Regions from separate parts of the Homo sapiens genome. Here region 2 is linked to region 1. Evidence: chromatin contacts called from ENCODE POLR2A ChIA-PET data. All regions are on one chromosome and are shown on one strand. Each heading gives the region's core, a stretch centred on a gene start or an enhancer-like site at or near the end of the contact. The rest is flanking DNA. Distances are from core to core; before and after follow the strand shown.

Region 1 (5,301 bases), core at 793-3,292:
CCATAGCACAATCTTGGCTCATTGCAGCGTCTGCCTCTCGGGTTCAAGCATTCTCCTGCCTCAGCCTCCTGAGTAGCTGGGATCACAGGCACGTGCCACCCCACCACACCCAGCTAATTTTTATATTTTTAGTAGAAACAGGGTTTTACCATGTTAGCCAGGCTTGTCTCGAACTCCTGACTTCAGGTGATCCACCCGCCTCGGCCTCCCGAAGTGCTGAGATTACAGGCATGAGCCATCGTGCCTGGCCCCCACTGGCTCATTTGTAAACAAGGATACACTTTCCTCATGAATTCTTTTAGTGAGGAAGTTATATGATGATGTAGGTGTGTGCTTAGCAGAGGGGCTCTGTGCTAAGTCCTCAGAATGTGGCAGCTGTAACCACCTGGTCCCTGGAAAAACCCAAGGGAAGGAAAGCCTGAGTGTTGCTCATGTCTGACTAAGCTTAGGGAGGCCTTGCTGATTCTTGAAGGCCTCAGGGCCTCCCAGAGTGTATCTGTGCTGCTTGACCGTCTATGACGTTGTCCTAGTTACTGGTGGATGGAAGGAAGTGTGGAGATCACCAGGCAAAGATCACTGGCTCACTAGTGGCAACCCTCTTGCCTGACAGAGTTGGCCTCTATTAGGAACTGCTATGCCCCACCTGGTGGCAAGAAACCCCAAGGGCAGCCGCGGCCCTGCACAGACCTAAAGACCTTCTCAGTCTTCTCCTTTCTTGCATCCAGCTTTGAATCATCTTCAAAGACCTTTGTATCCAGCCCAAAGGCGGAGATACCTTTCCTGTGATGGTTTGTGAGAGCTATGTCAGAGGGTGAGAGGGGCTGAGCGGTGTCGGGGCAGTGTGGTAGACTAGAGTCAGAAGACCTGCGTCCACACTGGGAGCTCCAGATCAATTGCTCCATCTGTAAGCCTCAGTTTCCTCACCTGTATAATAGAGATCCACCTGTGAAGATCAAATATCTGGTAAAACTGTGAGTGTGGAAGCAGGAAAGCTGCAGAAATCTTGCCTTTGTCATTCTGGGTGGTTTTTACAAACATTGTGGAGACTGATAAATGAGTACAGAAGCCCTCAAACCAGTCTCCTGAAACCCAAACAAGATCAGCCAGGGGCTTCATAGCGGCGTGATGCCAGCATGGTGGGTGCTTCTGCTGCTTGGGGGGCCTAGGGGTGGGCAGGTGAGCAGTGTGTGGGAAAAGGAGATTGAGTGGTCAGCTGCAGTGATTTTTCTGGGAGTTTTCTCCACTCACTCAACAATCAAGAATGGGTATGCCTTTATTGGCTCCAAGAAAAGATAAGACATGAGCAGCCCCATTCTTGAGAAACCTTCAGAGGTCATTTGGTCCTTTAGCACTTACGGAGCCACTTGTGAAAAGGGCTGCGAGAGACGCCCAAGATGGATCAGCCATGGTCCCTGCTATCCAGAAGCTTGTAGAGGAAGGAAAGCTACTTCACAGCACACAGGCTGAAATTTCATAAGAGGAAATGACCATTGTGCCAGTTGATCATGTGAGAATGGACGGAATGTAGGGGGATAAGTAGTAAGAGCCAGGGAGGCTTAACCAAGAGAGACTTCCTGAGGAAGACGGAACCTGGACCAGAAGCAAGAGGCCACTCTGAGAAGAGGAGGGGTGACCCAGGTAGAATGCTGGAGAGCAGGGTCTCCAGGAACATGATGTATAAACATCTGGAGAGGAGGGGGCTGCTGGTGGGTGGCCTGGAGCCCTGGAATGCAAATAGACTGCTCTCCAAAGTCCCCACCAGCCAGACAGCTGTGGTGCTGCCTTGTACCCTGGGAGTGAATAAGTTGCTTCTTATTCTCCTCCCAGCCCCCAACTTCCCTGCCCCCCACCCCATCCCCCAGCCTTACTTAGGGATTTCACCTGGTCAATCACCAGAGTCAACAGGCAAGAGCTATGAACCTCAGGCAGGAATGGGAGGAGCTGTCAGAATGAGATGTGAGGCCCCAGGCATGAGGGCTGGAGTCTCAGGGTCTGGCCAGCTCCCGGCTCCTGTAAGCCTCAGCCCAGCCAGAGACGCCAGGCACCTGGGCCCGGCACGGCTCCTCACTTGCTTTGTGTCTGAGTTGAAACCCGCCCACGCTGGGGATGGCAACTCTCTGCCTCTGTCTGCTGGGCCTCCCTGTGGAAGCTAGGCCTGGTGGCTTCACATAAATATTGATTGTCTACTCAGCCATCCCGGCAGGGAGAGAGAGGCCAGGCAGGAGGGGGAGCCCGATCAGGCAGCACTGGATGAATGGAGTCCTGATGTGAGGGAGCTGGGGGGATGCCAGAGGCTAACAGAGGAGAGGCAGGAATCCTAGGGTAGAGAATTCCCCAAGAGGGATAAATGCCAAGTTCAGAATAGCGGTCACCTGGGGAGGAAGAGGAGCATAAGCAGGACCTTCGGGGGTGGCAGCAGTGGTTTACTTAAGCAGGGCTTCACACTCATTAATGCTATTCTTTGTATCTCTTTGTATGTCTGAATCGTTTATAATACATTTGTACCTAGTGACCTGTAGAGGTCCTGTCTTCCTTCCCCCAGCCTCTAGGCAAGACTTCAGTAATCTACCGGACAAGGTGCTGCTCTGGTCTAACTCTGAAATTTTAAAGAGAGATTCCCAAGATGCCAACACAACCCAGGCCCCATCCTGCTTCCAGCCCTTCCTCCAGCTTTGTCAGGGAGAAGGCATTCTTTCCCTTGTTCAGCTAACAAGTCCTGACTGTGTCAGGAGGGAGACCACTGGCTTTGGGGTCTGGACAATGGCCCTGATGTCCTGCTCAGTGTTCTATGCTCTGGTTGGATAGTTCCTGCTCCTTCCACCCTCCTCACAGACCCCACTGTCTGAGCCATCAGTCAGGGAAGAGATGTCTGTTGCCTTTTGGGGGAAATCAGGCCTTCGGGAGAGAAGCAGGCTCCAGAGAACCTTTCCACTATCCTCTTTTCCTTGCTCATTCCTCTCTTCCCAAAACAAATGCCCTTATGAAGGACTTAGGACTTAGACCAGACTAAGAATTTCCGTAAGAAAATGTCTCTCTCTCTTTCCCCACACCATCACCCCCATCCCCTCCGCCCCCCAATTCCTCTCTCTGCTTTTGAACTCCTGGCCTCAAGCGATCCTCCTCCTCCCGCTTCGGCCTCCCAAAGCACTAGGATTATGGATGTGAGCCACCACGCCCAGCCTCCTTTATTTTTCTTGTCAGTTTTTATCTTTCTTCCCTTTCCGTTTCTCTTCCTTTGTTATGACTCTTTTTCCCAAGCCCACTTTCTTTCTGTCATCTTCCTCCCCCTTCTTCCCTCTGTTCCTCTGCCTCTGGCTCCTGCCTTCCAGGGCCTCCCCTGCACTCTCACCTGGCTGGCTCTGTCCCACACTCTCCCTGGCATAGGAGACTCTTCTAGGGAATTCAAGGAAATAAGCAGGAGGCATATTCTGCCTTTGAAACCAGATGAGGGGCTGCTCTCTACTCAAGCCATGCTAATCATTAGACAGTCATTTCTGGGAAGGGCTCTCAGCTCTGGAACCCAAATGGCTCCAGCTCTATGTCATTGCTCCTATTTCTTAAGGCCACTGGTCTCCATCAGGATCCTCTGCAAACCAACAGCCTTGAAACCTTAACAATTATGTCATGTGAGGGCACTCCTTTTGTTGAGTCCACCCTGAGGGCAGAATTCTACCAGACCCTGAAGGGAGGGGATGCTGTTTGGAGGATCAACAAGCCTTTATCTAGTAGGGGAGATGGCACGCTCATGAGTCAGACCTGACACAGCTCAGACAACAAGCAATAAACAGAAAGCAATTTTCTTACTGAGTGCCGAGAAGCCAGATCATTTAGAACAAAACAGATTTAATTAGAGAAGACTTCTTGAAGGGAGTGAATATGGGGCAGGGACTGAAAAGAGAGGTGCTGGTTAGCCAGGCATGGTGGCATGCACCTCTAGTCCGAGCTACATGGGAGGCTGAGGTGGGAGGATTTCTTGAGCCCAGGAGGTTGAGGCTGCAGTGAGCTGTGATCTCACCACTGCACTCCAGCCTGGGCAACAGAGCAAGATCCTGTCTCTTTTTTTTTTGAGACGGAGTCTCGCTCTGTCACCCAGGCTGGAGTATAGTGGGGCGATAGTGGCTCACTGCAACCTCTGCCTCCCAGGTTCAAGCAATTCTCCTGCCTCAGCCTCCTGAGTAGCTGGGATTATAGCATGCGCCACCACGCCCAGCTAATATTTTTTGTATATTTTTTTTTAAGTAAAGACGGGGTTTCACCATCTTGGCCAGGCTGGTCTCGAACTCCTGACCTTGTAATCCACCCACTGAGACCTCCCAAAGTGCTGGGATTACAGGTGCAAGCCACCGTGCCCAGCCCTTCCTGTCTCTTAAAAAGAGAAGCGGTGGGGGGCTGGTGTTGGGAGAGTACTGAGACAGAGAAGAGTGATCTGGTTCCTCTTGAAGCGGGGCTAGTGTGAAGGTACCCATGTTGTGCTGTGTTCAGGGACCAAGGACCTAGTTTGACAGGCTAGGGCCAAGAGCCGTCAGAATGAAGTGAGATTGTCTGGGAAGGGACAGGGGGAAGATTTGTCTCCGCAGAGCAGCCCGGCCAAATTCAAGGATGTCAAAATGTCAGTCAGTGGGATGTGTGAGGGCTTGGGCTGCCACATGCCACACCAGCTCTTCCCATTTCCTGGGAAAAATGCAAATGGTGTTAGTTACTCCCCAAGCTCTGGGCCCAGGCTACATTGCTTTCTGGGAGAACTCCACTCTGTGGGAGGGAGAGCAAGGTTGGAAGGTATTGTGTGATTTCATGACTTTATTATATATGTTGGGGATAAGGTAGGGAGGAAACACATATCAGGATCTTAAAGTGCGTCTCTGCTTTTATGAGTGTGTATCTTCGTATCTGAAAAAAGATGGGCTTTTGTGAATCTGCATGAATGAATGTGTTATGTACACAAGCCCCTGAGCCACACCCCTCCTGTTTTTATTAACAGCCTCTTTCTGCCATTTTCAGACTTTCTCTTTCACAGCCTGAGGCCCCATCAGCCCTCCTGCCGAGCAGGGGCTGGGATGTGGGCTGATCCCAAATGCATCTTTCTCCTCAGTAATGCCACAAATTGGCTACAGAGAGCTCCAGGCCCAGAGTGGATCAGGATAAAGTCCTTTCTCCTCTCTGACTAGGCTGGGGACAGCTGGGCCTGCAGGAGAGGATGGAAAAAAGGATGGACAGTTGTTTAGGGATTAATTCACTGATGCTCATGCAGCATGCATTTTTAAAAAGCTTCCTTTGTGCTGGGTGCTGTGGATAGAGTGATGA
Region 2 (5,301 bases), core at 1,350-3,849, 130 kb after region 1:
CATGACCATTGTTCTTGGCCCACAGCACATGTTAGATTCACCTAAGTGTTCCTGAAAGTGCCTGAGGCCCCAGCCCTAGAGATGCTGGTTCAAATACATGTGCGTTTTCCAGGCTGTCATCAAGAATGATTCTGATCTGTGCCCTTTGCTGATAATTAGACCTGTAGAATGCAGTCCAAGCTCCATGGTCTGTCTCCTGCTTACCTTTCCAGCCCTGTTTCTCAAAGTCTAGACTCCAAGCATGTGACTGTCTCACAGCAGCCAGAGTACTCCAAGAGATTTCACCTCTGCATGCCTTTGCCCACTGCTCCTTCCATGTAGAAAGCCCTTCTTCACTTATACCTGTAATCCCAGCACTTTGGGAGGCCGAGGCGGGTGGATCACGAGGTCAGGAGTTTGAGACCAGCGTGATCAACATAGTGAAACCCTGTCTCTACTAAAAATACAAAAATTAGCAGGGTGTGGTGGCATGTGCCTGTAGTCCCAGCTATTCGGGAGGCTGAGACGGGAGAATGGCTTGAACCCGGGAGGTGGAGGTTGCAGTGAGCTGAGACCACACCATTGCACTCCAGCCTGGGTGACACAGTAAGACTCCATCTCAAAAAAAAAAAAAAAAAAGAAAGAAAGAAATAAAGAAAAAAGAAAAAAAGAAAGCCCTTCACCCCCCCAGGTGTTACATCTTCTAGGATGCTCTCCCGACAGCACTCTCCTCTTTGACCCCTGGTCTCTCCGTTTGCTGCAGCAGTCCCCCAGTGGATGGCCCTCCCAGGAACCGTGCCACTTCCTCGCCCTTCTCTGCTCTCCTGTCTGCCTTATCCACAAGCTCCCATGGGCCTGTGCCAAACCGGATTCCTACTTGGAGTCCCAAGACCTACATGGTTCTAACACAGAGTAGGCGCTCAGGATCCTGCACTCTGGCCCCAGCAGGAATCGGGCAGTGAGCCGAGAAGCGCTAGAACACTTTCTCCTCTTAGCGTGTTTGTCTGAATAATTGCAAAATCCTCCTGTTTTTATTTTTTTCCTGAAGGCTTCTCATCTTCTAATCTGTTTTCCATGACCGAACAAGTGTGTTATTTCCTCAAACACAAACCTGATCATGTAATTCCCTTGCTTAAAATTTTGCAATGTCTCTCAGGTATTTATAGAATAAAATTCAAATGCCTTGGCATGACATTTGAGACCCTGCAGCCTGACCTGACTTTCTTGCCATTCTCATTTCCTTTCATAGTTCCTGTGGAACCAGAGAACCAGACTCATGGGATCCTGGTTCCCTGCGTTTTTTGTTTTGTTTTGTTTGTGAGACAGAGTCTCGTTCTGTCGCCAAGGCTGGATTGCAATGGCATGATCTTGGCTCACTGCAACCTCCACCTCCCAGGTTCAAGCGATTCTCGTGCCTCAACCTCCCAAGTAGCTGGGATTATAGGTGCGCACCACCATGCCTGGCTATTTTTTGTATTTTTAGTAGAGATGGGGTTACGCCATGTTGGCCAGGCTGGTCTCAAACTCCTGAACTCAGATGATCCACCCGCCTCGGCCTTCCTAAGTGCTGGGATTACAGGCATGAGTCACCGCACCCGGCTGGTTCCCTGAGTTTTTATGCCTCTATGCCTTTGCCCAGTCTGAGTTCAGCTGTCCTTCTTTCTCCTGTTCTCCATTTGGGGGAATTCCTATTCATCCTGCAAGGCCCAAATCAAATGTTACCTCCTGTGTGAGGCTCTCCTCGGTTCCCACGGGCAGAGTGAGCTCACTCTTGACTGTGCCTCCCTGGGCCACAGCTCTGCACAGCACTGTTACTTCTTGTTTCCACGTCTGCCTACTGTGTGATTGAAGGGTCTCCAAGGCAGAAACCCAGCTCCTGGCAAATAATTAAATAATAATGGTCAGGATAGCTAGCCCTTACAGAGTACTTACTATGTGCCATGCATGTGCTTTACAGGGCATTGGCTCATTTAATCCTCATAACAGCCTCAGGAGTAGGAGCTATTATTACCATCCCCACTTTACAGATGAGGAAGCTAAAGCAGAGTGTTATCATACAGTCAGTAAGTGTTAAGGTATTACAGTAAGGGTTGAAGCTGGGATTTGAACCCAGGCAGCCTGACTCTGGGATTCACGCTGTCTATGCGGTCCTGATAAATGCCCTTAGAATGAATGGTAATCTGCAGGCTCTGAGCTAGTGAGTGTGTGTTTATGTGTGTGTTAACAAGACATGATATGACTCTGTCCCTGCCCACATAAGCTCTGGTGTCAAACTGGGTTGGAAAGGTGTTCTCCTGAGGCCTGGTACAGACTGTGGCTTTCAATGAAATAACAGAATTGTCATCTCTTCCAGCAGGTGCTACCCACCCTCGCCCACTCCCCTCATTTCTCCCACAAGCTTCGGCCTCCTTTCTTTGTTATTTCTCCTTTATTTTGTTCTGCTTGGCCAGTCTGGAAAAATGACTGGTTGGCCTGCAGCTCGGGGAGTGGTGCTTGGTCTTCCTCTTGGCCTCTCCAGGCCCCTCCTTCTAACCCCCCGTGCACAGCCCTAGCCTTGTTCAGAGCCAAATCACAGGGTTCAGGGGCTGGGCCACGTGTCTGCCCACCCCGCTGCCTTCTGAGCCTGTGAGCCTCCCGACTCCTGCCCCACCACAAGCAAATGACCCAGCCAGAGGCAAAGACCAATACCAAGAACATGCTCAGTCCATGTACTCCCTCCCCAGCCTCCCAGGCTTGGAACTGCTACTGCAGGATGTCACCAGCCATGTTCCCTACCTGTCTACTGCCTGAGCCCTCCTAGGCTGGCATTCTTCCCTGGCAGGCAGCCCACCTGAGCAGACCCCTCTGTTCCTATGCTTACTCTGCCTTCCACTCGCACACACTCACTTATGGATTTTCCCTGAACCCCTACGCCCACGCTTTACAAAGCCTGGCTCTGCCTTTCTGTGGAATATGCCTCAGGCAGAGGGGCTGTGTATCCCTGGTCAGCCTGGCATTTCCCAAGAGTGCCAAGAGAAGGGAGTCTCCCAGCTGATGGTGTGGGAAAGTGGGGCCACGCTTGGCTTTATCCTTGTTCTCCCTCCCAGGTCGGTGCCCAGAGAGGGTAGCAGGGGCCTGGGGACTAGTCAAAGTGCTCCATGGAGCAAGGCATGCTTGCTTCTGCGCTAAAAGCTTACTCACAGCCTCAAATGAGCAATACGGAAGCAGACAGGATGATCTGAGGGCACCAGGACCCATAACGACTGTCTGACCCCAAAGGTACATAGTAAAGGATAAAGACTTTTTATGGCTGTGGCTCGTGAAATAGCACGATGGAGGATCCAGAGCACTGTCATGAGGTGTCCATGCCAAGAGACACTGTGTTTCCTTCTAGTGTTTATGCTGGCTTTGGCGTCATCAACAATGGATTTAGCCAAGAGAGCTCCAGGCCGAGGCTACGAGCTCGGGAAGTAATTTACTGGGTACAAATGCTGCCCCTTCCATCCAGTCACCTCTCTGCAGTGCATTGCAGCCACCCCAGCCATGCCTGGGGAGACCATCCTAGGTGCCCTTTCTTGGGAGGCACTCTGGGGTGGGACTAGCGTCCATGCAGCAGCAAGACCAGACCCTCCATGCCATGGCCTCCTCCCCACATGGTCCCTGGGAGCTGCCCCTTGCTAATCTCAGGGCCTCAGGGCCAGCTGTCCCATTCCAGGAGGCCATTCCTAAGACAGAGCAGGGCTCTGGGGCTGGAAACAGTTATGTGAGCAATGGAGCATCCCATCTTGGCCCACCCCAGGTGTGGGGAATTTTCAGGCCCAGTTGAGCCAAGCCACAGAATGAAGGCAAAAAGGCAAAACATGTTTTGGAAGGTGGCTGGCAGCCCCAACTGTCTGCTCCATGGGCCAGGGCTCCATGAAAGGCTGTGGAGTTACCGAAGTGGTGCGGGGCCTGGGGAAAGGCAGCCCAGGACAGTGATGGCTCTGCTTTCTTAGAGACCCTCAGAAATGAAGGCTCTCTACCCCACTGTGCCTCATTCCCCCAGTCATGGTCAGCCTAGCACTTCAAGCTAAAATGACCTTGTTGGGAAGTTCTTCCTTCCATCTACCTTGCCTCTCTCATGCTGGAATTCAGGCTTCTTTCTATTTAGATCCTTGTTGGAAGACAGAGAAGCCCTTTTCCATCTTGAGTGGAATTTGGATTTGAGGACAGCTTTGGGCTCCTTGGAGACAGGTGCTGGGTGAAGGGCAGGTGTTGTCCTTAGCACTATTATGCCATTAGCATTACTCATCTGCCGGGCTCCTGCTGAATGCAGTAGCTCTCCGGGCGGGCAGCCACCCTCCCTCCTGTTTTTTCTGGAGAGAGGGAAAAAAAGGGGAGGTGGGGAGGTGTGGGGAAGTGTGGGCAGAAGGAGGAAGGGAAAGACACAGAGAGATAAGGGGAGCCAGCGACCTCTAAGTCCAGGTTTCTGGTGGGCTCCCGTTGCTGTCTCTATTCACAGGGAGGGTGGGCCAAGGGGAATTTGGTTCCTGAGGCTGTTACACTCTGATTGCTGTGGACCTGAGACCGTTTCCCTCTCTCCTCCTTCCTCCCTCCTCCTCCTCCTTCCTCCCTCTCTGGCTCTTTCTCTTCTTTTCCTCTCCCTGCCTTTTCTTTCTCCCTCCTGTCTTCGTGCCTCCCACTTTTCTCCCATTCCTCCATCTGCCAACCCTTTCCTCCCCTCCGGCTGTGCACTCTAAGCTCCCTCCTTGCTCTCTGCTCCTTCTTCTTCTCTCCTCTGTCTTTGGGCTACTCTAGCGGCTGAGCTTAGGGAGGGGATATGAAATTCATTAGCTGCCACATTGCAGTGGGATTAAATCATTCTGGCAGCTTCTCCGACATCACTCTTCTCTCCATTAGGGCCCTCACAGAGCTACAGGCACCTCCTGGAGCCCTTCAGTCCTGCTCCCTGGTCTGGCCTTGACTCTACTCCAGTTCCTGTTGCCCAGAGCCAGGCCCCATCCCTCATCCGGAGCCCATGGTGGGTGGGCGTGGAGGTGGTTCAAAGCCTGCTCACTCCAGCTTCTCCTCTAGGGGTTTCCCTCCCAGGCTCTAAGCCCTGAATTGGGCGCTGATTTGACCAAGGGAAAGCACCCTTTTTCTTCTTTTCTCCCTTGGCTCCTGAGCCTATCTTCAGGTGCCCTGCTGCCCTCCTGTGGGGGCTTCTGTGCCAGCCCTGCCAGGTCCCTCCACCACCCATCTTTTTCCTCTCTGGTCACTCGGGCCTTTTGCGTGACAGCTTCTGCTCTCACAGAGTCCCCAAGCCACCCTCAGAGGAGTGATCTAAATTACTCAGGCTCCCCC

Evidence for each region. ChIA-PET counts read pairs that join two places held with the same protein, here RNA polymerase II (POLR2A).
Region 2: POLR2A ChIA-PET joins it to region 1 with 18 read pairs in BJ. The contact joins two enhancer-like sites. POLR2A ChIA-PET finds 5 or more read pairs at or near these places in 2 of 52 experiments (BJ and WTC11).

The regions. Positions count from the first base shown.
Region 1 is chr1:203,589,157-203,594,457 of GRCh38, reverse strand. No RefSeq gene overlaps it. Among named protein-coding and RNA genes, the nearest start is that of ATP2B4, 35 kb to the left of the region's middle. RefSeq lists a silencer at 582-731. Within about 2 kb of position 2,042, at least 5 of the 41 ENCODE cell types and tissues checked have a DNase peak (open chromatin) inside an H3K27ac peak, as active enhancers do.
Region 2 is chr1:203,463,394-203,468,694 of GRCh38, reverse strand. No RefSeq gene overlaps it. Among named protein-coding and RNA genes, the nearest start is that of PRELP, 9.8 kb to the left of the region's middle. Within about 2 kb of position 2,599, at least 17 of the 41 ENCODE cell types and tissues checked have a DNase peak (open chromatin) inside an H3K27ac peak, as active enhancers do.